5 separate regions of the Homo sapiens genome follow, and regions 1, 2, 3 and 5 are each linked to region 4. A link is a loop called in an ENCODE intact Hi-C map of the cell type or tissue named here. Cell type or tissue: PC-3. All regions are shown on one strand.

The links. Peaks named below come from ENCODE experiments on the same cell type or tissue, not always from the same donor. Only the 100,000 strongest peaks of a DNase experiment are listed, where the experiment ranks them.
Region 1: a loop joins it to region 4, with 6 times the contacts of the local background. A loop is called at or near these places in 42 of 110 quality-filtered maps.
Region 2: it touches region 4 in a loop (4-fold over the local background); 2 of 110 quality-filtered maps call a loop at or near these places.
Region 3: a loop joins it to region 4, with 6 times the contacts of the local background. A loop is called at or near these places in 9 of 110 quality-filtered maps.
Region 5: it touches region 4 in a loop (3-fold over the local background); 4 of 110 quality-filtered maps call a loop at or near these places.

The regions. Positions count from the first base shown.
Region 1 is chr5:136,799,633-136,804,632 of GRCh38, reverse strand. No RefSeq gene overlaps it. Among named protein-coding and RNA genes, the nearest start is that of CTB-1I21.1, 67 kb to the right of the region's middle. In PC-3, CTCF peaks have their summits at 2,063 (motif pointing left) and 4,484 (motif pointing right); no DNase peak of the experiment used is centred here.
Region 2 is chr5:137,290,585-137,295,584 of GRCh38, reverse strand. All of the region lies in intron 2 of SPOCK1 (SPARC (osteonectin), cwcv and kazal like domains proteoglycan 1), which reads left to right. Among named protein-coding and RNA genes, the nearest start is that of SPOCK1, 210 kb to the left of the region's middle. In PC-3, no CTCF peak of the experiment used is centred here; DNase peaks (open chromatin) are centred at 2,014 and 2,904; H3K4me3 peaks cover 469 bases; H3K27ac peaks cover 3,214 bases.
Region 3 is chr5:137,144,452-137,149,451 of GRCh38, reverse strand. The region is part of intron 3 of SPOCK1 (SPARC (osteonectin), cwcv and kazal like domains proteoglycan 1); the gene reads left to right. Among named protein-coding and RNA genes, the nearest start is that of SPOCK1, 350 kb to the left of the region's middle. RefSeq lists an enhancer at 2,789-3,988. In PC-3, no CTCF peak of the experiment used is centred here; a DNase peak (open chromatin) is centred at 2,911; H3K27ac peaks cover 1,081 bases.
Region 4 is chr5:137,218,717-137,223,716 of GRCh38, reverse strand. All of the region lies in intron 3 of SPOCK1 (SPARC (osteonectin), cwcv and kazal like domains proteoglycan 1), which reads left to right. Among named protein-coding and RNA genes, the nearest start is that of SPOCK1, 280 kb to the left of the region's middle. RefSeq lists a silencer at 2,970-3,119. In PC-3, a CTCF peak has its summit at 3,096 (motif pointing right); DNase peaks (open chromatin) are centred at 3,036 and 4,626; H3K4me3 peaks cover 395 bases; H3K27ac peaks cover 1,711 bases.
Region 5 is chr5:137,090,535-137,095,534 of GRCh38, reverse strand. All of the region lies in intron 5 of SPOCK1 (SPARC (osteonectin), cwcv and kazal like domains proteoglycan 1), which reads left to right. Among named protein-coding and RNA genes, the nearest start is that of CTB-1I21.1, 360 kb to the right of the region's middle. In PC-3, no CTCF peak of the experiment used is centred here; no DNase peak of the experiment used is centred here.

The DNA.
Region 1 (5,000 bases), 420 kb after region 4:
ACATTCAGCTCTCCCAGTTCTTCGGCCTTCAGACTTGGACTGAGCCAGGCTGCTGGCTTCCCTGATTTTCCAGCTTGCAGATCAAAAACTGTGGGACTGCTTAGCCTCCAAAATTATGTAAGCCAATTCCCATAATAAATACCCATAGATAGATAGATAGATAGATAGATAGATAGATAGATAGATAGATATAAATTTTTGAGACATGGTCTGGCTCTGTTGCCTAGGCTGGAGTGCAGTGGTGCCATCTTGGCTTACTGTAACCTCCACAGGATCAGGTTCAAGTGATCCTCCCACCTCAGCCTCCCAAGTAGCTGGGACTATGGGCACATGCCACCATGCCTGCCTAATTTTTGCATGTTTTTGTAAATATGGGGTTTTGCCATGTTGCCCATGCTGGTCTCAAACTCCTGAGCTCAAGTGATCCAACCCACCTCGGCCTCCTAAACTGCTGGAATTACAGAGTGAGCCATGGCATCTGGCCCCCTCTCACATATTGATATCTATTATCTGTATCTGTGTGTGTGCATGTGTGTGTGCGTGTGTGTGTGTGTGTGTGTGTCCTATTGGTTCTGTTTCTTTGGAGAACCTTGACTGATACAAGTGATTATATCTGGAGATTTGGGAAAAAATATCCTAGAAAGGTGACCTGCTAGCTGGGTTTTAAAGAGTGAGAGGGATTGGTAGGTTGAGTAAAATAATGAATAAACTCTTATGCAGAAAAAAGAGTAGGTATAAAACTTTGGTGATATTAAAGAGCAGAGCACATTTGGGGGAAGGCATCTTAGTTCATTTTGTGCTGCTATAGCAGAATATTTGAGACTGGATATTTTATAAATGACAGAAGTATATTTCTTACAATTCTAGAGACTAGGAAGTCCAAGATCATGCCATTGGCAGGTTCAGTCTCTGGTTCCAAGATGGTATTAGGTTGCTGCAAAAGTGATTGCAGTTTTTGCCATTGGAAGAAAGGACAAAAACCACAATTACTTTTGCACCAAACTCATACCTTGTTGCCGTGTCTGCTGAAGGGGAGGAACATTGCGTTCTCACATAGCAGAAGATCAAAAGAGAGTGAATTTACTTCTTTAAGAGCTTCTTATGGTGGCATTAATTATTCATGAGGGCTCTGCCCTCATATCTAAACACCACCAATTAGGTCCCACCTCCCAACACTGTTGCATTGGGGATTAATTTTCCTACATGTGAATTTGTGGGGACATATTCAGACCACAGCAGAAGGCAAGAAGTTCAGTGTGACTGGAGCACAGTATTACGAGGGGATGCAGGAAGCATGGCATAATATGAAGCTGGAAAGTGGGTAGAAGCTTCATTTTGAAGGTAGTATAAGGTATGTGAAGGCTTTTATCTTCTAGAGGGTGGTGAACCACTGGTGAGCTTTGAGAAGGGATGTGAAAGGATCCAACTTTTACCTTAGAAAGTTCATACAGAATGTAGTATGCAGAGTGAGGGTGAGTTGGGTATGGAGATGTGACAATGGGGGAAGGAACCCTGATCAGAACACTATGGCCATGGTCCAGACAAGAAAGAAGCTCAGATCACAACAAGGGATAGATGACTTCAGAGAACACAAACATTCTCCTTTCAGCTAAAACTATAATATATCAACATCATCCAAAGAACAAAATGTAAAAATGTTGAGAAGTTGTTTCTAATCTTTTCTGATAGGCTCAACTCTATTAAACTCTAAAAGGAAATTTTGCATTTCGCTCTATTTCCCCATTTGCATTTTATTGTTGTCTGCAGTAGTGAGAACTATACTAGAAAATATCTGCAGTGGTTTCCACCTAAAACAGCTTAACATCTTACTTTATTATGGCTCCCTTTTCATTTTGAAACAAGTTGGTCTGTGTGGATAAATCCGCCAAATAGAGAACCCCAGTGAGTCCCACTGGAAAACAGTTCTCTATGCCAGACACCAGTTTAATATTCCTTCAGTGGAAGGTGTCTCTCTGAGGGAAACCATATAAAAAATTGTTAGCCTCCTCTTGAGACCATTTCTGTTTTGTTTCTGAAACAAATTATGGGCCAGCAGTGCCCTCACCTGGCATCTTGAAATTATAGAGTGACATTCCTATTTTCAAGCACGGAGGAGGATTTTTACAGAAATAAGCCATTGGTAATATTAGTTCTCTCTCCTTGAAGACCCAAACTAATGAGTTACTTGGGGCCACAAGTTGTGGCTGAAATGGGGATCAAGAAGAAGCCTATTTTTCCATGGTCAATGTTAAGGAAGCAATTGAAGTATTCAGCAAAACAAACAAACAAACCTGAATTTGTTGTCTGAAGCTGAGTTCAAATGTCAGCATTGCTTCTCACCTACGCTGTGACCCTGGCAGGTCATTTTCCTTTTGCTCACCTTATGGAACCCTTGTAAGCATTAGATGCAAGAATGTATCTAAAAGCATCTGTAAATGGCAAATGTTCAATTTATGTCATATAAAAACCTGAAATTTCCCTAAAGGACTGTAATCGATACAAATTTTCTAGCAAGAAAAAAGAATCTGCTAGCAAATACCAAGAACTATAAATGTGTATGGGCCTTTCAAGCCAGTAACTACACTTTTAGAACTTATCATAGGAAAATTAAGTGAAATGTATAAAATGTTGTTTGCACAAAAGATGTTCATTATGGTGATATGTATAATAAAGTTTGGAAGTAATCTCAATGTGAATATCCAAGAAACTAGGGAAATGGTTAAATTGACTTGCTATATCTATGCCACATGTTGATGCTGCCATTTAAAAACAAAGTTTCAAGAAAATTTTAATTATATAAAAATACGATGTTAGAAGAATGGGCTGTATATTATATCAACTATAAGAGATGTAAATAAAAACAAATAGAAAAAGTATTTGAAATAAAAAATTAGATGATATCAGGTAATGGTAAGGATATGGGGAAAATGGGTACTTTCACATATTTCTAATAGAAGTGAAAATTTGAAACACGTTGGACAGCCTTTTAAATTTGTTAAAGTAAAAAAATATATAAATGCCTATGATATAAAAAGTTCCATCTGAGCACAAAAATGTGCATAAAGATATTCACCAACATCTTGTTATAACAGTGAAAAATTGGAAACAACTTGCTTGTCCACCCATATTGAAATGATTAAATGAATTACGATATGTGTGTTTGGACAGATCAGGTGATTCTGTGGGAGCAAACAACATCCAAGTCACGATGCCTTAAAAAAAGCAATAAAAAATTTCTCACACTGTAGTGTGAGTAAAAGTAACTCAACACATTTCAGCTGGGGCTCAGCTCCATCATCCTTAAGATGCAGACAGAACTGCACTGTCCCACATGGTAGCTACTAGCCACATGGAGCTATTGAGCCCTTGAAATGTGTCTAGTCTGAATTGATAAACACTGTAAGTGTAAGTTATATACCGGATTTTAAAGGCTGAGTATAAAAGTGTAAAATATTTATTTAATAGTTTTTCGTGTTGATTGCATGTTGAAATGATAATAGTTTGGGTATACTGGGTAAATGAAATACATTATTAAAATTAATTTTGCCTGTGTTTAACTTTTTTTAAATGTGACTTACGGAATATTTAAAATTAGATAACAGCTTAGATTATATTTTTTACTAGGCAGTGCTGGTCGAGAACACCACTAGTCTCAACAGCAAGTGAAAAGAGAAAGATGAAGCATGTGTCAGCTCTTAAAGCTTTTGCCTGGGAGTGACATATGGGACATGGGTTTATATCTCCTTGACCAAAGGCAATCATACTGGCAACCTGAGTTTAGTAGAGTGGGATGCTCCCATCCTACTATGTGCCCAGAGAGAGAGAGAGAGAGAGAGAGAGAGAGAGAGAGAGAGAGAACTAGGACATTGGAGAACAGCCCTCCTATCAACCACACTGTGGAATGCCACACAGGGGATTAAAATAATGTCAGGTCTCTACATGCTGATGTGAAAAGAGTCCAAGACAAATTGTTGAGTAAAAAAGCAAGTTCTTTAACAATACGTATTGTATCACACTGTTTACAAAACACATGCCCACACAGGCAGAACAAAATTGCACCTATTATGAGGACATATATTATACAGGTAACAAACTAGGAAAATGTCTGGAAGACATACACTAAACGTAAAACAATGCTTACCTCTTTGTAGGGGAGAGGTTGCTTTATCTTTAATGTTCGAATATCATACAATGAAAGCAAAGTGTGTTTGGGCAGTTTGGGCTGGATATCTTCTGTTTGCCCCTCTAGTTGGACTCTTTACACTCCCTGACCCTGTCCTATGCCCAGGGGTGTAGGCTGCATAAATGGGCTGCAGCCTTGATTGCTGGTTTCTGATGTATTTGGCCAGAGGAAGCCACTGGTAGGGAAGGGGAAGAGTGAGGCTGAGGCATGTATTCTCCTCCCAGTGATGTTGCACTACCTCCTCTTGCTGTCAGGAGGTGGTCCCTACACAGTTCTCTCTGTTTTGGGTTCTGACCATTGTCTTCTCCCACTCAAGCTCCAGGTGGCAATGTCATCCCCACTAATACCAAACCCTAGGTGCTGCACTATCTCTTGTGGTTTCCTTATATTCCATCCACTCTCTTATAAATAGTAAGTTTACTAAATTCTCTTCAAGTTACTCAACTTAAGTATATCCTGTACTTTTGCTGGGACTGTGAGTAATACATTTCAAAATGAAGAAAAAAATCATAGAAGAAAAAAAAACCTTGACCAAATTATGACCAAAAATGACAAAATTCTTTGCCTCACCATTTCTGGCATTAGGATTATCCGTATTTTCTGTGCTGTTGTACTTCTTTGTCATTACTAACTATCTCTATAATAAATATTACCTTTACAGTTCATTTAAAAAGGAAGTCTAAAAGGAAAAAAAACCAAGTAAATGAAGTTACCCTAAAATTGAATTTGAGGTCCTAATAATAAATTATTTGCTTAAGCCAGTGTCCAGAATAGTTTTTCCTGGGTTTTCTTCTAGGAATTTATAGTTTGAGGTTTT
Region 2 (5,000 bases), 72 kb before region 4:
GGGTCCTTTAATTCTCAGCCTTCATTGCAATTGTAAAATTGTCAGAAGTGATAAAGTTGTATTTTTCTTAAATGAAATAAGTGGAGAATTGTTCATTGGCTGGCCCTGTGGTGAGCTCTTCGATCCAACAGTTTTGATGAAACATAGACATGCTCATCTCTGTTTCCAGGGAATATTAGCTCTGTGCTGCTGGTGGTAGAGCTCTAAGGAGGAACAGTGGCAAGTAGGGTAGATATAAAGTGAGCTTTCATGGAGGCAGTGACATTTAGAGCAACACAGTGACCACTGAGTAGCATTATGTGAAAGGCATGTCGATTTGTGACTGCAGGGGACATAGTTTATTGTAGAATGTTGGGGAAGTACAGAAAAGCATAAAGAACAAAAAACAGCTGTATTGCAGCCATGCAGGTGAACTTTGGTTGTATATCTAGGTATTTATTCAGGGTATTTGTGCAGTATCTCCCGTGGGTCAAGTGCTGGGATGCATCAGTGACCAGAATGAAATACCTGCCCTCATGCAGCTGATGTCCTAGAGGGAGTAGAGGAAGACAGGCAATAAATGAGTGATGAATCCTACAGAGAAAAATAAAGGGAGAAGGGCAGTGCCAGAAGTAGGAGATCATGGGGGTGGAAAGAGGAGTTTGGTCTTCTTTTAATAGCTAGTGAAGGAAGGATTCATTTGTAAAGGGCAGCTGGGCAGAGATCTCAAGAAAGAGGTAGTAAGCTATGTGGATATCTGAAGGAAAAATATTTCAGATAAGAAAACAGCAAGTGCAAAGGCCCTGAGGCAAGAATGTGCCTGAAACGTTGCTGCAGCAGCAGATCAGAGTGACTGGAGCAGAGTGAACCAGAGGGGAGAGATGGAAAGTAGGAGAAGCAATAGGGTCAAATCCTGGTCCTGGAACATCTTCCCTTCTCTGTGGGATGCTGTCTTTATTTATGTATAGAACCCTGGGTAGGAATGCCAGCTGATATGTGGAAAATAATGGAAAATGTCAGTTTGAGATAAGGGAGGTGACAACTTCCACGGCCTTGGCCTTTGTGTTTTCAGTTGAGCTCATCTACATGGAGGCAGTGTGTTGTGATGGAGACAGCATGGGTGTTGGAATTGTAGGACTTGTGTTCAACTCTTGACTGTGTCCTGGCCAGCCCTGCATCCTTGGGCAGATCACTTAGCTTCTTGGATCTCAGTCTCTTCACCTATAAAACGTAACTAATACAGGGTTTTTGAGAGACTTATAATGCACAGTATGTACTCAATCCAAGCCATTTTGCCTGTATCTATTAATATAGGAAATTGCTGTAGTTTTTCTCATGATGGAAATAAATATGATCTAGTACAGCTAACTCTCAATTATTTTTTCTTAGATGCTGCTGTTTCATCTAGTACCATATGGTTCGATAAAGAAGCCAAAAGACATATGTGGCCATTTAAATTTAAATTCATTGAAATTAAATAAGATTAAATGCTCAATTCCTCAGTCATACTAGTGATATTTCAAGAGGTCATTAGCCCAGTGGCTACTGTTTTGGGCAGTGCAGAATAGGGACCATTTCCAGCACCACTTTTTGAGATGGAGTGTCGCTCTGTCACCCAGGCTGGAGTGCAGTGCTATCTCGGCTCACTGCAAGCTCCGCCTCCCGGGTTCATGCCATTCTCCTGCCTCAGCCTCCCGAGTAGCTGGGACTACAGGCGCATGCCACCACGCCCGGCTAATTTTTTTGTATTTTTAGTAGAGACGGGGTTTCACCGTGTTAGCGAGGATGGTCTCGATCTCCTGACCTCATGATCCACCCGCCTCGGCCTCCCAAAGTGCTGGGATTACAGGCGTGAGCCACCACGCCCGGTGCATCGTTGAAAGTTTTATTGGATGGCGCTGCCCTACAGCAAGTGTCAAGCTTCTGCTTATTCCGAGCTCTTGTCTGTGTATAGGGAAAGTGGTATTACCTTTCTTTATGGTAGTATTCATGATTCATACCAGGAGCACACTCACACTGGGGAGGGGCAAGGTGGGATTTCAGAGCCCCATGACAGGTTTCCTGAATCAGAATTTCTGTGGGTAAGTCCCAGGGATCTGCCTCTTTTTTTTCACTTCCTCTGTGATTCTGATGCAGGCTAAAGTTTGAGATTTGAAGCTCTAGAGGGCATTGTCAGAATTTATTAAAGCATGTAGTCCATCCTAAAATGCTCAGATGATGCAAGCTACAGAATTGCAGAATATTAGTACTAATTGCATATTGCTTTGGTGGATCACTTTCCTTCATCATGGTCCACTTGAGATTAAACTAATTTGTTGGGCTCTGTGAACTCCCCTGGAGACAGCATTTCATGTGCTCTAATAAAAGCTGCCAAAGTCTTATTTGTGCTTTCAAAATATTCCTGAAATAAATGGTGCTGTGTGTTCGTTTATTAGATTTATTTAAAGAAATAAGCCCAATACCCAATGGCCTACAATGTGCATCAAAAAAAAAAAAAAAAAAAAAAAAAAAAAAAATTCAACAAACCAACTGCAGAATTGAATGAAACAGCAGTGGCCACAGTTTTCTTAAAAGAATGTGCCAGATGGGTACTGGTCACAGGGGATTACTAGTGACCCTAGTAATAAACAAGATTACAAGAAGATAAACAAGATTAAAATGAAATTATTTCTTACTCCAAATCAGGATTTTCCGCCGTGTTTGCAGCAGCGACTCTGAGGGAAATGTGGCCTGCAAAGAGTTTACTGTCATGGTGCCAGTTTCGTGTTTGTCCAGTGATAAATCAGTGGATTTATGGGTTTAATTACCTCTTATTGCCAACTCCCTTCCTATCTGAATATACGAATTTAAAAGTTAGGATGTGTATCTACAGGTAGTAAAATACCATTTTGTTCTTTCTCAGTGGCTGAATCCTGTATGGAATGAAAATCAAAGGAAAATCTTAAAGATGCGTCAGTGCATTACGCTGTAGAGATTCATGTGCAGAAGACTAGCTGGCTATGCACTAGTTCTGTCCTGGGAAGGGCTTCGTTCTAACAATTGTTTTCTCTGGAAGGTGATGGGTGACTCCATCTTTTCAGATCACATCCACACCCATGGTAGCTGCCCCAGCATTTTGGTCTGGCTCCTCCAACTTTTTTTTTTTTTTTTTTTTTTTTTTTTTTTTTTTTTTTTTTTTTAACTACACCAGTGAATGGACAGCATAGGGTTTTCCTATGAAACCAAGCTCCTTCCTTTTCTGGATGCTGAGCAACACTTTTAGGGGTTTAGCTTAGGGTAGTTCCCATTCGAAACTCTCCTCAGGGGTAATTAAGACTGTTCAGCTTCACCCCCTTTAGTCTGCAGTTTCTTGCTTTGGAAAATATTCCTTCCTCATCCCTCATCCAGAGACCTCTACTGTGTTAGGATTCTCATGGTTACACATGAATGAAATTTAGTTCAGGCTGGCTTACATACAAAGCCGAGTTATTGTTCCCTGTAATTTGAAAGTTCTTTGTTGGACTTCAGGCATGGCTGCATCCAGGCTTGCACTCGCTTTCTCCTCTCTCTTGGCTGCAGCTCCTTTGGCACATTGGATTTATTCTCAGAGATGCTTTTATCACATGACTGGGAAGATCTTCTCTGGCAGTTCCAAGCCAGCCTCTTCCTAATAGGGCCATGTGGAGAGAGAACCCTTTCTCTCTGGCATCCACATGCAAACAGGAAGGGTTTTTACCAAGCTGTGAAGGTCATGCATCCATTCCTTGATGCATTGCTGTGGCAAGGAGTGTGAGCTCACAGTGGCCAGCCTGGCTGGGGGTGTGGTCAGCCATGCCTGGACCTTACGTAAATGGTTTGCTTGGAAGAAGGGGGAAGCCTGTGGGACAGATAAAACAGAGGTCCTCTCCACCACTCCAGGCAGGGCATGTCCAAGCCTCCCATCAGCTTTCATTTGCATGGAGTTCTCATAGCTCAGCTTACCCCTCTCCTTGCTCAAGGGAGCTCCGTTATTTGCTGCATTTGGTTCTAGCCTGGACATATAAAGCAGTCTTATAGGTGTGAACTCCTTTGCCCATACCTGACCTCAGTTGTGGTGGCCTCCTGGAGTTGCCATGGAAACACCATGATGTCAGGGCCTGTTCTGATTCTGGTTTGTAGGACCTGGGAGATCTTACTGACCTTTCAGGTGAAGGAATTACACACTTGCAACCTGCCTGTGCCCCTCCCTGGCTGTGTAAAGTTAACTCTTTTGAGCCTCACGTTTTTCATCTTTCAAATAGGGCCAGTAATCATAGCTAGATTAGAGGACTGTTGTGAGAATTAAATCAAATTTGGGACAGAGAGCTTGCTTAGCCTGTTGCCTGTCATGTGGTTGGTGCCCATCCCTGGTGGCTCTGCTCCTCCAGTGTCTGTCTGCTCTTTTCTGGGCTGGCATGCATGCTTCTGCTGAGGCAGATGGATGGATTTCCTATTCTATAGATCACCAGGTAGTTCAGGGAGGTGGTCAATTGTGCTGTTAAGCATGTGGGTTCTGGATCAAGACTACCAGGTGAATCTAGGCTCTGGCTTTTACCAGCTGTGTGTCCTCAGGCCAACCCCCAAATTCCTCTGTGCTTAGTTACTTCACTTGAAAAATAAAAGAGAGAGTAATGAGGATTACATCAATTGAGATGTTTTATGCACTTGGAAAGATACCAGCACTTAGTAAGCGATCAATATGTTAATTACTACTTGTGCCAGTACTAGGCTTCCCTTGTGCCTTTCTGGCTTTCCAGACCTGTCAGGGTTGAGACTAGACAAGGGCCCCGCTTCTCCCTAACTGTGGGATGTACGCCTTCAGCAGTTCACCTGGTATTAGGAAACCTGTCCGTTCTGCCATATGAAGGTTTCCCTGGAAATACCTTTTTCTGGCTCAGAGTATTTCTTTATTTACAACTAAGCAGTGGCCCATGTCAATCATATCAAGACATCAGAATAGCCTGTTTCTGTTTCACTTATTTCTCAAACCTTTATTAAAATGTGATACGCATGTGTGCAAAGTA
Region 3 (5,000 bases), 74 kb after region 4:
TTTGTTCATAAATGTCTTATGAATAATTTATGTCAATTATAATGAAATAGAACCCAAATACCTTTACTATTATAGCATTTTAATAAATTCTGGCCATTGTGATGGATGAGAAGGTGAAGACTTCTCTGTGGATGATATCTTTTTCTCTACTTAGAGGCCAGGCCATTCTCAGCTCCTGTTGCCTACACTGCCCTGTCCCATGCTGCGCTGGGCTTCATGCATCTCCCCATTAGCAGTGTGGAACATACGCACACTTCACAGAAACCCCTCACGGAAGGAACCACAGTCAGTTCACCTGGTCACTATTGTTTCTTAAGTCAGAGGGAGTTAAGTTCACAGGACAGCAGCATTGCCTTTAAAAGCAGCTCGCACTTTTGTATTCATTATAAAAGTAATACAAGCTTATTAAGATAGCCAGCAATTTGGCTTTGATTTCTGATAGCTCAATCTTTTTTTTTCACAGGAAGTCTTTTTTTATGAGGTCTTCTGGGTAACATGAATCTTGGGGAAGGTGGACAGAGGGGTGTGATACATTGCTGCTTGACACTTTAATCATCACCTTTATCCCCATCAGAAGTTATTTTCATTAGTGGCTTAGTGGCTTCAAGTATCAGCCTTGGTGTGAGACTCGCCAAGATTAAAATCCAGGCTCACTGGCTGTGTGACCACAAACAGGCTTAACATTTCTCTGTCAGTTACCAGTTGGTAAATTAAGAATGATCTGATCTCTGTATCAGTTTCTTTATTGTTGAATTAGGATAATAGTACATTATTCTATAGTTGGTCGTTGTCATTGTCTCCATGTCAGCCCCCTAATTGGGTGACAGAGTATGTAATGTTCTCCCTCCCCTTCCTTTCTATTTAATTCCCCCTTTCCTTCTACTTCCTCTTTCCACTCCCATCACACTTTCAAAGGGAAATCAATTTCTTGATGGAAATGCTGAGTGAGGGTCCTTGTCAGAGCAGCTGGGGAGCAGGGAAAATGTGAGATGATAGCTTTGAGAAGGGAGGCTTGGCTGCCCAGGCTAATAAAATTTTGTGGTTGTTGATTTTATGACACACATTTCCACAGCTGCTCTGGCAGACCCCTCTTAACGCCTTCTTTTCTAATGATCAGGACATGTAAATTACCATGTTGGGCTTATCAGTGGTTGCTCATAATGTCTTGCTTTGCATGTGAGCAGAGGGGCCAAGCAATTCCCAGACACTCTCAGTAGTGGGTAGTCCTTAACTCCTTCATCTCAGAGACACATGCCAAGATCACCCAGGGCTGGACACCTGCTCTGGACCCTGGCCATGGTCATGGCTTGTCATTGTCTCCTTGCTGCAGACAGGATATGAGATAGAGGGCAATCAGGAGAAACTGAGGGCCCTGGTCTGTGAGTGGGGCAGAGGCTGTGGCTGTCCGGAGAGGAAGGGTAGGGAAGGGAAAGGCGCTTCTTTTGGAAGAAGGCAGGTCTGGTTCTGAGTACTGGCTTTGCCATTAAGGCTTTATGGTGCTGGGAAGTTACTTTACCGTTTCAAATTGGTTTTCTCATCTTCAACTTGCCTTTTCACTTAATTTATCATAAATATCTACCTATGTTACCAAATATAGATCTACTAGTTTCTGTAAAATAGTTGCATGATGTTTAAAAAATGTATTATGTTATTAACTAAACCATTTCCCTACAGTTGGTGTTCTGGATTGAATGTTTTTATCCCCCTCAAATTCCCACGTTGAAGCTCCAATTCCTAGGATGTCTGTATTTGGAGAGGGGGCCTCTAAGAAAGTAATTAAGGTTAAAAGAGGTCCAAAGAGTGGAGCCCTGAGCTGATAGGATAAGTGTCCTATAAGAAGAGACACGAGAGAGGGCTGGCTCTCTGTCTCTCCAAGTGCTTGCATCGAGGAAAGACCATGTAAGGACGTAGCAAAAAGCTGGCTGGCTGCAAGCCAGGAAGAGGGCCCTCCTAGAACCTCACCTTACTGGCACCCTGATCTCAGACTTCTAGTCCCCAGCACTGTGAGAAAATAAATTTCTGTTGTTTAAGCCACCAGTCTGTGGTACTTTCATTATGGCTGCCCGAGCAGACTAACACAGATGGACATTCAAAGTGTTATAATTTTCCCTTATTACAGATTATTAAGATGAACATTTTTGCCTAATATGTTCACTTGCTGGGTCATAGGATGTTTCTTTTTTCCCTTTTCTCTTGTTATAATTTTTATGTATACCAAAATGTTGAGAGGATACTATAAACTGCTATACACCCATCTACCTACATTTAACAATTGTTATCATTTAAGGGCACAACCAAAAAATTGACCCCCAAAAAAGGCTGTTATCAATTTATAACCCTCTCCCCCACCTCACACACACACATACACAAATAATGTAACAGAGAAGATGCTTTTATCTTTGACACAGAAAGAAGTCCCCAGGACCTCAGTTTAAAGGGGAAAGAAAAGGTCTCTTCCCAGGAGGGCTATCTTTGGTCAGACTCATCTTTCTCTCCTCTGCCTCTTTGTCTCTGTCTGTCCTGTGTCCCTCCCCACCAATTCCCCAATCCTTAAATGCATGAGTCCAACCTTTATGCCACTCTGCTCTCTGCCCTATCCAGGCACATGTCTAATAGGCCCTTTGTTTGGCCTCGGAGAACTTGGCCAGCCCCTTGAATATGAAAGGAAAGAATTGTGAGGAGGCTTTCCAAGCTGCCATTCTTCTCTGGTTACAGCAAAAATCCTATGGGCAGAATCTTCTATTTTATATTCTGAGAGGCTCTGTCGTCAGCTGGTGAACAAGCCTCTCTGGAGACAAGGGAGGCAAGATGCATGCACGGGTTACCATGGGGACAGACAAGCTGCAATAAATGTTCCTGCTCATAGCTTGACGAGGTTTTCACAGTTTGGTGTAATTTCTTTGTCAGTCGTCCATTAAGTCACTCCTAATGAATCACTGGGAGTGTCTGCTCTTCACGTGAACCTTGGGATCGCATGACTCAGGCAGAGAGCAGTCTTAAAAGCAACAGCGAGACAACAAGGCATCTTTAACTGGTGGACTTTTTGCAAATCGAGTGGCCTCTGGCCTGAGGAAGATTCTGGAACTCACCAGAGTGGGCCAGGAGTTCAAGCTGCTGTTTTAGATTAATCTTTTGCTTACTGGTCTCAACAGGTATCTTGTGCCTCCCGGAATCCTGTGTGGCTTGGTGTTCCTGGGGAGAGGGAGGAAGGAGGTTCCTGGCAGGAGAAAAGGGGTTCTAAGAGTTGACCACTGGGCCTTTCAGCCCTGATGTCCTCTGTCATTTGGCGGACGAGAATATATGTAGTGTGTCTGTTCTTACTAAGTGCCACTTTCTACATAAAATGCATATTTAGGGTTCCCTCTTCCTGCCCCTCTCCCCCGACTTTAGTCTGGTCACAGGTTCTTGCATGCTGGGTTGAAGGCACTGTGGAACTCAAAGGCCCTGGCTCCCCAGCATGGTCCCTGTGGCTCCAAGGCCCTTCAGGACCAGGCTCAGCCTCTTCTCCAGCCTTTTTACTCACCGGCTTGCTCCAACTGCTGCCAGCCTCATGAAACACTTGAATTCCTTAAGCCTGCCACAAACTTTCTTACCCCTGGAAAGACAACTTCCTGTTATCTGGAGTGTTCTTCCTCATCCTATTATCTGGTTTAAACCTACTTTTCCATAGATGTCAGTCTGTCCAGGAAGTCTCACCTGACCCCCTGAAAGGCTGAATTAGGTACCTTACCTGTCTCACCTGTCTCCTATGTTCAACGGTGAACCCCTGGAGAGCTGGAAGAACATCTTTTTGCTCACCTCTTTGTATTCACCTTTAGCCTGCAGAAAGATTCTTCACGCTGAATGATACTCTGTAAATATTAATTGAATAAACACAAATGTGTGTGATTTCCCCCAGGTGAGGAACCCTTTGGGCCACCCCACAAAATGGAACCTTCTTCTCATCTGAGCATCTCTGAGGTGGTATCAAGCTCTGCTGTGCTAGGTGTCATGACCCTTTGCCAATTAGCCTATAGGATGTGCTCAAGAAGAGTGCAAAGGCTTGATTCAGGATTTTAAAATCAATGTAGCTAATTAAAAAATAACTCGTTGAACTGAAAAACAAGTTCAGAAACAATTAAGATAATTAAAATATCACCACCTTAATTGAGACCAAGTAGTGAGCTTAAAAATAAAATTAATCAAAAAAAGTTACATGGAACCAGTAATTAACTGGCTTTTGAATTCAATGCTTTACAGCTTAACAAATCTCTTTAAATTAATTCATTCTTGGTTTGTTCCTTGAGAAAGGTTTCTGTAAAAAGTCATTTTGAAAAAAATAATTGGATTTGTGCTGGGTGCCAGTTGACTCTTGAATAGTTCTGCATATAGGTGGGAAAGATAAAATTAACCTTTGGTGGGCGCCTGCTCTGTGCTAGGGATGCTGTCCTGTTTGGGTCCACAGGAGTCCTGCAGGTTTGGTGATAGAAGAGGTAGAGAAGACACAGGGCTTTGTCATCCTCTGGGGATGTCTGCATCCTCTCACTCCTTGTATGCGGAGAGAGATTGAAACTTGGAGCAAGTCCCCAGGAAATCAATAGCACCATGACAAGGAAACTTTGAACTCTGCTCAGGGCTGTCACGCTCAGCTGCCTCTCCTACCTTCTCACCTACAGTTTCCCCTACTTATTAAAAGGCCTCTCAAATGCCACTTATTATTCGGATCTCTTATCCTTCCCTTTTCAAAGTGCAGCCACAGTCCTTTCCAGTACTGGTGCTGGGTGCCTTTCAGGAGCATCCATCACCCTGAGCCTTGAGGCTGCTAGGTAAAACGTATTTGGGAGGCCTGAGTTTAAATGGAAATGACACACTCCTCATCCCCTTTCAATCCCAGTGTTGCTGTTTCTCAAAAACAAAATGCGGCGAGGTGATTAAACAAATGCTGACAGCTTGATTTGTTACTGTTTTGTTGCTCTGTGAAGTTCATTTACTCTAAATAATTTGCATACATGTTTGAAGTA
Region 4 (5,000 bases):
TACATGTTTGAGCAATTTTTTGAACATTTAGAACATGTTTTTGCTCATTATTTTATCAACATGTGATAAAATGAGAATAATTTCATCTCATTGTTGAAAATATGTGTTGAAACCTGGGTCTCACAAATGTGGAGATAACATTGGGAGTCATTAAGCAGGCCCCAAATGGTGAATCATTAGTCTCAGATGGATGGTCCCTGGAATTAAGACAGCCAACTACGTAGTCAATTGTGAGGAAAGAGGAAAATAAAGGGCACAAATGAAGTGCTGAAAATGTGTCATCTAAGATGATATTTCAAAAGCTGAGTTATTAGGAATTTCATGCTGTTTTTAATACGTAGAGAACAGACAATCCCCCATAGCTACACCTGTTGTTTCATTGTCATGCTTTTTACTTTTTTTTTTTTTCATGTTATAGCACATTATGTACAGGGCTGCCTTGGATTATAGGGGCTACCCCTTTAATTTGTCATCAAAAGTTCATTTTTCTCATATCATGATTGGGAGAAAAGTGACAAATTAATTGATGGAAATGGTGGTCTGTTCCTGTCTCCATCCTCAGTCTCTTCCTGCCCAGTTGTTATCTCCTTTCCCTGCTTTATTTTTGCCATAGCATGGATACTTGTTTATCATCTGTATGTCACTGGTAGACTATTAGCTCCGTAAGAGTAGGGAGTTTTGCCATTCTAGATCAGCGTGTCTCAACAGTTTTTTTCATTATCACTTCCCTAAGAAGACTTAAATTTTTTTTTCCTAATTGCCTCTCCCCTTTCTGAAATTTAAAGCCACCAATATACTGTGTATCTGTTTAGATGCTATTTGTCTATCTGTGCTTTATATGTAAAAAGAAGTGTAAGATTTTGTTTTCATCCCTCAAAAACCAGTTTTCACTCCCTTGAGGGACAGTGTGGCCCCCTTTGAGAAAGCACATTCCAGACCTAGTGTCAAAAGGAGTACATGGAGCACAGTAGGTGCTCAATTAATTTGTGTTGAATGAATTTGACTTACCTAGGATGTCTGTCTTCATGAAAGTGATTAAACCCACACATAAATGATGTGCTTGCTGTTTTCAAGCACCTGTTTTTAGAATTTCATTGTCTTTTTTTCTTTTTCAGTAGAGGCCAAACAAATGTTGGCTAACCACTTGACAGATATGTGAAGGGGGTCTCCCTCTTATAGTTGTATTAAATCTGTGCTCTTCTTTTAAGAGTCTGATTATCCAGGAGAGGTAATGCTTTAATTGAGGGTCTTATTTAAACCTATAGATAATTATCCCTGATGATCTATGTATACACAGAAAGCAAATGTACAAATTTACTAAATGCTCTTATTAGCTACTGGTGTTAGCCTTTGTTCCCACTTAAGCTCTGATACTGAAACTGAACTGTTTGGTGACAGAGCCCCTGAGAGTATTTTGCTTGGCCTTACCCAAAGAGAGGTTCCCCCCACCTACTCTGAAGTGGGGGCGGGAATCAAATAGAAGCACTTAAACAGATCTTCTTAGTGTACTCTGGATTTGCCCAGGCAGCCTGTGTGTTTTTAGATCCCTTGATACTCTGCAGCTGCTTTGTCCTCTCTCCTGATGGCGTATGTATGTGACATGATAAAAGCCAGAGTTTTGAGTACCTTAAATAAAACAAGAAAACTCGAGGCTTCATGCTGTCCTCTGTGATGGGAATAGTAATAAAAGCATGACAATTGGTGTGTTAAAGAAGCCAGATACCAGGAAGACCTTTTCAGATGGAGTCTGATCAAGGCTTTCTCATCAGACAGAAACAAACCCAGTGCCTGAGCCCTGTGGAGGGTGGGCGCTGCTTCCCTGAGATGCTGTGGGAGGAATAACTGGTTGTGTACATTCCCAGAAGGAGAAGTATTCATTCATCATTTTCATTATTGCCTTGTTTCTCCACAGAAATATTTCAGATGCTAATTTTCTTGGAAGAGAAGATTGACATTCACACTTACTTTTATTTTAACAATTAAAGAAAAATAATGAATATTCATGCCAAGAAAATGAACTTAGTTACAGTCTAAACACATATCATAATGAATGGTTCTGATATTTGGACCCTCATGGCTGTAATAATACAGTTAAGTTCCTAAAATTGGAATCTATTGTCATCTCAGTCATTGACTGAAACTGAAAATATCTCATCGAAGATGTTGTGTAAAGGTCTCGGTTATTAGGAATTTCATGCTGTTTTCGACACCCGGAGATGAGGCAACCACCCTCATAACATATAGATCTGTTGAATTTTTTATTTGCTTTGTTGGGACAGATTCCTTGAAACAAGACCTCTGTGTGTCATATATATTGCCTTGTAATAATTTTCATTTTAGGGGGGTTAGGAGTGCTGTCTCTTCGAGTGCTTTTTTGCAGCTGGATGCACATGGCAGTTTCTGAAATGGGCCTGGACTTTTATAACATGAAGCCATGTGCTTTTCTTAGTAACTATAACTCATTGGTCATTTACCTTAGGATGGACAGACATTTAAAAGATGGAATTTTTGGAAGGTGCCAAAATCAGACATTTAAAATGGAAATTTCCAAGGCAACAGGCTATTTAGAGGAAACTTGTGAATCCTTTTAAAATTGGAATGCCTCCCCCATTTATGTTTCTACATAGATATTTGGGTTTTTATATTCCAGTTTTTCTCAAAGTGAGACACACCTATTTAAGCAGATATATTTCTGCTGGCCACGTTTCTGTGGCTGTTGGCTTACTGTGCTGGAGTGTTAAATGAGTGATTCTAAGAATAATTGCAAAGATGCTTTGAAAACATGGATATAAAGTCACACATCTTAATAAAAGTTGGGGGACTTTTTCACTAGACTTTCTTTAGAATGTTAACATTTTCTGCTCTGGAACCATGTGTGTGCCCGAGAAAGGCTGAGGATTCAGTATGGAGACTAGCAACCTTCACTTATTCACTCACTCACCTACCTATTCGCTGACACAGCCTCTTAGTGACCATTTGCTCAGTGCCTGCTGAGCAGTGATTCCTATCTAAGGTGCTGACGAAACAGATGACTGTGACTCAGTCCTTGTCCTTAGTGTCCTCACTGTTTAGAGAAACCCAACAATTACACTAGAGGGCAGTGGAGTTCATAGTGGTTAGGAGACTAGACTCAGGAGTCAGACCTGGGTGATGTGGGCCAAATTATTACATCCTATGTGATGTGGTTTGTTCCTCTATAAAGTGGGGTAAAATACAAACAACCTCACAGGGCTCTTTGAGGATTAAGTAATCTAAATCCATGTAAAGTACAGTTCCTTGCGTGTGATAATACTTAGAAAATGATGATCCATTCATGGCTTCACAGCCAGGTGCTATAGAGAGTGACTCAAAATGCATCCTGGGGGGCACTGCCAGGCAGGGCGACTCAAGTGAAAGGATTAGTTATGTACATGCCCCCCAAAATGAGAGAAGGTTGTTTTCTTTTTCCACAGATTTAACCAAAATGGTGCTTTTGGAAATGAGGAGTTGTCAATATGGGATGTGGAGGACATGATTTTGAGGTCATTTGATTTTGTTCTGCACTGCTCTGTCTCTGTGCTCCCCATCTTCCTCCCTCTGAAACATGGGTTCTTGTTGCTCTATCTAGAAACACCACCCTCCTGGGTCAGGAGATGCAACTGACCCCCACTAGATGGAGGGCATGGTGTCTAGATACCCTGGGCTATTCTTTCAGAATCTACTTCTGGGGCAGATGGAGTACTGGATGGGTTGCCCAGGGCTTAGAGACTAGATCAAGAGAATCCTGAAGGCCATGGCTCTAGAAAGGTTCACATTTTCTAATTACTTCTTCAGGACCTGCTCACTCTAAGGAGGCAAAGCAGCTCTAAAAGACACCATGGAGGCCCTATAAAATCATCATGTCTCTCCAGGAAAAATAGCCACCTAGGTTATCTTCAGTGAAGTAGACTAGGGGCCCAGCCAGGGCCAAGACCTCAGCTTCCTAAGCACTCAACACAGCCTGGACAGACATATGTTCAGTGAATACTTTGATCATGATGAGCTCTAGAACATTGGGCAAAGGCACTATGCCAGTTATTGTTTCTTCACACATCTGTGTGTTTTCTGGCAATAAGGTATACTTTCTCATGAAATTTGACCTGGAGTTTTGTTTGGTGGTATTTTGAGCTTCTATTCATTTGGAGAAAAAAAGGCATGATTCTTAATTGCTGTAATTTTACCTTCATGAATTCAGAAATGCGAGTCCTGGAATAATGAATCCCCTTTTATAAAGAAACATATTTGCAGCAATGCCAATTCCTGGCTCATTAGGCCCATTCTAGCAGCGGAGATGTCTGGCTTTCCCCAGGGCAGGACCTGCTAAGTGTTGGGATACTCTTACTTTTTCCAATCCCTCTGCCTCCACTGAACTCCACCTCTCACAAGGAAGAGTTAACATTTAATGAAAGGATCTTTTGACACCCACTGCCAGAATCCTGCTTACTTACCACTCTGCAAATAATTTTAAATGAGTGATTTTTGTCATCTTAGCATCATTAATTCAGGTTCACACAAAGAACACAGTGTATTTGTGTAAAAGGCTACTAGACAAATTAAGAGGGTGATGCTAGCATTTCCTGTGTGCAGATTTGGCAGCCGTCATCTATTTGGAGAGATTCCAGGTGAGATCCTAGGGAAGAGAGCTTTGTATAAAACAGGTTTCTTCTCATATGCCTCCTTAAGGTTCCCCCTTGCAGGTCTTACAACAAAGGAGTGCCTTGGTGGGGACCCTGCATTTTGTCTGTCCCACTTCAGCCTGCTTGGAGCCAGCCTGGGCACTGCTTTTTTCCTTGTTGATGATTTTCTTTCATATCACCATGCCGCCTCTGCCCAGGTACCTGGCAGCTAGTTACCTTTGGTGGTATTGTCTGGTATGGTGGTCTGATGAGAAGGAGCTCCTCCTTGGGCAGGTTTGGGACCACCTGTGCTTGTTGTACACCTTAAATGTAGGGGAAGAATCTGACTAGCTACTATAGGACTCA
Region 5 (5,000 bases), 130 kb after region 4:
TTACAGAAGAGGTAACCAACACTCACAAAAAGGTTGTTCCTTGCCTAAGATAACACAACCATCAATGACAGAAATAGAATCTGAACCTAGACTTAGCTGAGCCCAAACAGTTTTGGTCTTTGGTTAATAAAGGCATACGTCATTTTAATGAATGTTCTTTTATTGTGCTTTGCAGATACTAAGGTTTTTTTTACAAATTGGAGGTTTGTGGCAGACCCACATTAAACAAGTCTGTTGGTACCAATTTTTCAACAATGGGTGCTCACTTCATGTCCCTGTGTCACATTTTGGTAATTCTTGCAATATTTCAAACTTTACAAATTATTATTATATTTGTTATGGTGATCTGGGATCACTGATTTTTTATGTTGTTATTGAAATTGTTCTGGGGCATCATAAACCACTCCAACATAAGATGATGAAATTAATTGATAAATCTGGTATGTGTTCTGACTGCTCCACTAACCAGCCGTTCCCTTGTCTCTCTCCCTCTCCATGGGCATCCCTGTTCCTTATGACACAACAATATTGAAATTAAGCTAATTAATAACACTGTAGTGGCCTCTAAGTGTTCAGGCGAAAGGAAGAGTGACATGTCTGTCACTTTAAATCAAAAGTTAGAAATGATCGTGCTTAGCGACAAAGGCATATTGAAAGATGAGATAGGCCAAAGCCAGGCCTCTTGTGCCAAGCCAAGTTGTAAGTGCAAATGAAAAGTTATTGGAGGAAATTAAAATGCTATCAAGTAGCATCACATTGCTACTGAGAAATTTTTGTGAAAGGAAGAGTCCATCAATTCAGCAAACTTTATTGTCTTATTTTCAGGAATTACAGCCACCTTAATCTTCAGCAGCCACCACCCTTATCAGTCAGCAGTCATCAATATCAGGGCAAGACCCTCCACCAGCAAAAAGGTCATGACTTTCTGAAGGCTCAGGTGATGGTTAGCATTTTTTAGTAGTAAAATATTTTTAAATCAAGGCATGTACATTATTTTTAGACCTAGTGCTATTGCATCCTTAATAGACTATACTATAGTATAAACATAACTTTTATATGTACCAGGAAGCCAAAAAATTTGAGTAACTCACTTTATTGTAATATTTGCTTTATTGTGGTTGTCTGGGAATGAACCCACAATACTTCTGAAGTTTGCCTGTACTTGAATTTTATGAAGTACTAAACTCTCCTGGTTTAATAGTGGTGAATAGGAATAGCATGGTGCATATGTAGAGTAGCTTTTGAGTGGCCTACTTGAACCATCCACCCTGATGTCTGGTTGGCATCTCACATTCAATGTGTCCAAAACAGAGCTCCTGATTTTCCTTGGGCCCCAGTGTTTCCCCCAATCTGCTAATGACTCTATTCTGTGCCCAGTGACTCAGGCCAAATCTCTGGAGTCATCTTTGTTGATTTTCTCTCATTTTGTTCAACCAATCCTTAGCAAGCCTTGTCTTCTTCACTCTAAACTATATCCTGATTTTGGCCACTTATCCCCATTGCTACTCCTTAAACACTGGTGAGAGCCCCAGGGACATTGCATGGTCTCATTACTGGTCTCTGTTTCCATCAGTGTTTGCCTGTAGTCTGTTCTTCACAGAGCAGCTGAGTGATCATTGAAACAGCCTATTCCTTTCCCCTCACTTACAAGTGGTGTCCTCACCCTGCTCCCCCAGGTTCTCTATGATCTGACCTCTGTCTTACCATGTTTTTCTCATCATGACTCTGCTCCAGTCACTTGGGTGGCTTTTCTGCTTCCAATGTGCTGAGCTCGTTTCATATCAGCGTTTTGAACATCCCGTTCCCTCTGCCTGCATGCTGTTTCCCTAGACTGTCATGGGACTGGCTCCTTCTCCGCATCCCCATCTTAGCTGGAAGGTTATCTCCTCAGAGAGACCCTCTCTGACCACCACACAACAGAGCTGTCTTCCCCTCATTACTTTCTGGCCTATTGCTCTGCTTTCTTCATACCAATTACCTGCATCTGAAATCTCTTATTTCACTTGCTACTCAAGACTGTATGCTCCATAAAGGCAGAGTCCATGTCTATCTTATTTCCGTCTGAATTTCTAGAATGGGGCCTAGCATATGGTAGATTCTCAGTAAACACTGTGAATAAAAAATTAAATGATTAAAGTGCTATAGTTCTCATAATGTGCCAGGAAAGCTGCTGGATGGACCATTGGATTTATTTTAGTCCAGAATCTCTCCAGGGCTGAGAGAGACCCTGCCCTTCTTCAGCCCCCAGTGAGGATGCTAGCCTCTTCTAATTGCTCTTTCAGGATCTCAGGGAGACAAAGAGAGCACAGGATCATGATGGTTAATACAGAAATCCTGATAACTGCTGCTATGATTTGAATGTCCCCTCTAAAACACATATTGAAACTTAATCCCCAATGTGGCAGATATTGAGAGGTGGGGCCTTTAAGAGGTGACTGGATCATCAAGACTCTGCCCTAATGAATATTTTAATGGGTTAATGTTTTAATGGGTTAATGGATTAATGAGTCATCATGGGAGGGGAACTAGTGGCTTTATAAGAAGAGGAAGAGAGACTTGAGCTGACCCATTAATGTGCTCAGGCCCTTGGCCATGCGATACCCTAGACAGAGCCCCCACCGGCAAAAAGGCTCACAGCAGATAAGCCCCCTCAACCCAGGACTTCTCAGCCTCCGTGACTGTGAGAAGTAAATTCCTTTCCTTTATAAATTACCCAGTTTCAGCAACAGCAAATGGACTACTACAGTTGCCCAAACACTGATGTGTGCAAGTGTGAGTGCTGGAAAGAGGCACTGTGCTCATCCATCCATCCATTCATCGATTGATCTTTTCTCCTATTCATCAGGAAAGGACTGGGTGCTTGTTCCTCTCTAGGCACAGGATATACAAAAATGTACTAGGCAACGTCTCTGTCCTCATGGAATTCCCAGTTCAGAAGGGGAGATGTATTGAATGGTTTGAGAAAAGTGGGTGTGTATCAGGTGGGCACACAGTAAGAGAACGTCTGACCTCACCTGGGTATCAGGGAGGGCCTCTTGAGGAGGTAATGACAGAGTTACATAAGAGAAGTGTCAAGAAGGGCCTCTGGCAGAAGCGCCAAGTGGGGCCAGCCTTGGACACCCTGCCCTCCCCTTCACACACTTGTGGCACACTCTTCCTCCTGTAAATCTCAGCCCCTCGGTCGCTTCCTCAGGAATGCCTTCCCTGAGGGCGAACCAGCTCAGGGCCTCTCGTTACACATCTCAACAGCACCATGTATCTTTTTTTTCTTAGCATTTGCCATAGTTATAGATTAATTTTGTATTTGTAAGATTATTTAATGTCTGTATACTCCAGTAAACTATGAACATGGAATACAAACCATGTTTGTTTGTGGCTTACTGCTTTATCCTCAGAATCTTGTACAATGCCTGACACAGAGAAATTACTTAATGGACACTTGGGTATTGGAAGGTGGATGGAGTGGCAGGGAGTATGGGGGTAGATAGGGCTGGAGAGGTGAGCAGGGGCCAGATCAGGAAGGTCTCTGTCGCCCACTGAGGGACTTGACGGGAAAATAATGGAAATGTGAGTTTATCGTGTTTATAAGGAACTGACATAATTGAGCACTTTGGGGATTCTTTCTAGTCTTGGTGGATGAAATAGCTTCATGAGTAAATATTATAAAGAATCTGTAAGAGCAGATGAGCTCCCATATGCAAAGAGTTTTCAGTCCTGGAAAGAGGGGCTAATAAACTTCAATTCACCATCCAGTGTCCTCTGTGTACCTTGGTTCCAGGCTTTGTGCCCAGCTCTGGGAATGCCTGAGATGAATAATTCAAGCTCCCCTGCCTGGAGGCGCTCTCTGTTTGAAGGGGAGGGCCAGTCTGTGATCCTCCAACAGACTGACAGTGAGGAAATTTGAACTGCTGAAGCTGTGGGAGGCTCTGAGAGCCTGAGAGCCAAGGGGAGTGGCAATTAAATTAAATGTGGCTGTCAAGGGAACTGTTATTTTTATTTGTCCTTACCTAGAAACCAAAACATAAATGTAAAGGCTGCCAGTGGGCACCACTCTCAGTAGACATGAACACAGGCCTTCTCCAAATACATCCCAGGGAATGCTGCCTGGCATTGATATCATGATGAAGGATAGTGTCTCAGCTTCATCTACAGCGAGGGTTTTATTTGGCTAGCATAACCCTTGGGGTTGTCTTCTTATCCTGGCTTGGGTGTGTTTTGCTAGAGCCTTTACTTTATATTCACAGCACCTACTACTGTGCTTAGCAGCTAGTAGGTGCTCAGTAAATGTTGGTGGAAGGGTGGGATGGAGCAGGGAAGAGATAGTCCTTGGGAGGATAGGAGAAATGACCTACTGGCTGCCCAGATTGAAAGCAGAGTCCCCATGCTTGTGCAGAAACTGGCTGATTTGTGACACACATCTTTGCACCCTCTTTAGCCAACTCTCCTATGCTCGTGTCTTCATCCTCCTCAGCTCCCCTTTGCCTCCTGGCCATTGAACACAGAGGATCCTGTGGCCCCATTTTCATTTCTCTTGTGCTACCTTTTTTTCCTGGGTCCTGGCTCAGTTCCATGGCTGAATTAGTATGTAAAGAGATGGGGGTGGGGAGGAGAGGGCTTTAGACTGGAATTTGAAACTGAGCCAGAGAATACTGAAAGAAAGAGAAAACACTTCATGACTGCAGGTGCCTGAGCGTCTCAGGAGAATCAAGTTGTATCTTGTCAAAGCCCCTTGCTTGAAAAACCCAGGGGAACAAAGAGATTTTCCTTTTACAGAATCTGCCCATTCTGTTTGTGCCATGACCCTTTTTCCTCCTGAAGCTTGGGATTGTGGGATATTTGAGAGGTATTTCATACTTCAGGGATACAACTTTACATCACAATCAAGCTCGACCGAATTCTGCCCTTCCATTAACTTCAGCCAGCAAAGGTGCCTGCTGGGTCCCCATGCCTGGCTGTGAGGTGAGGGGTGTGGAGATGGCTGGACATAGCCTTGTCCTCAA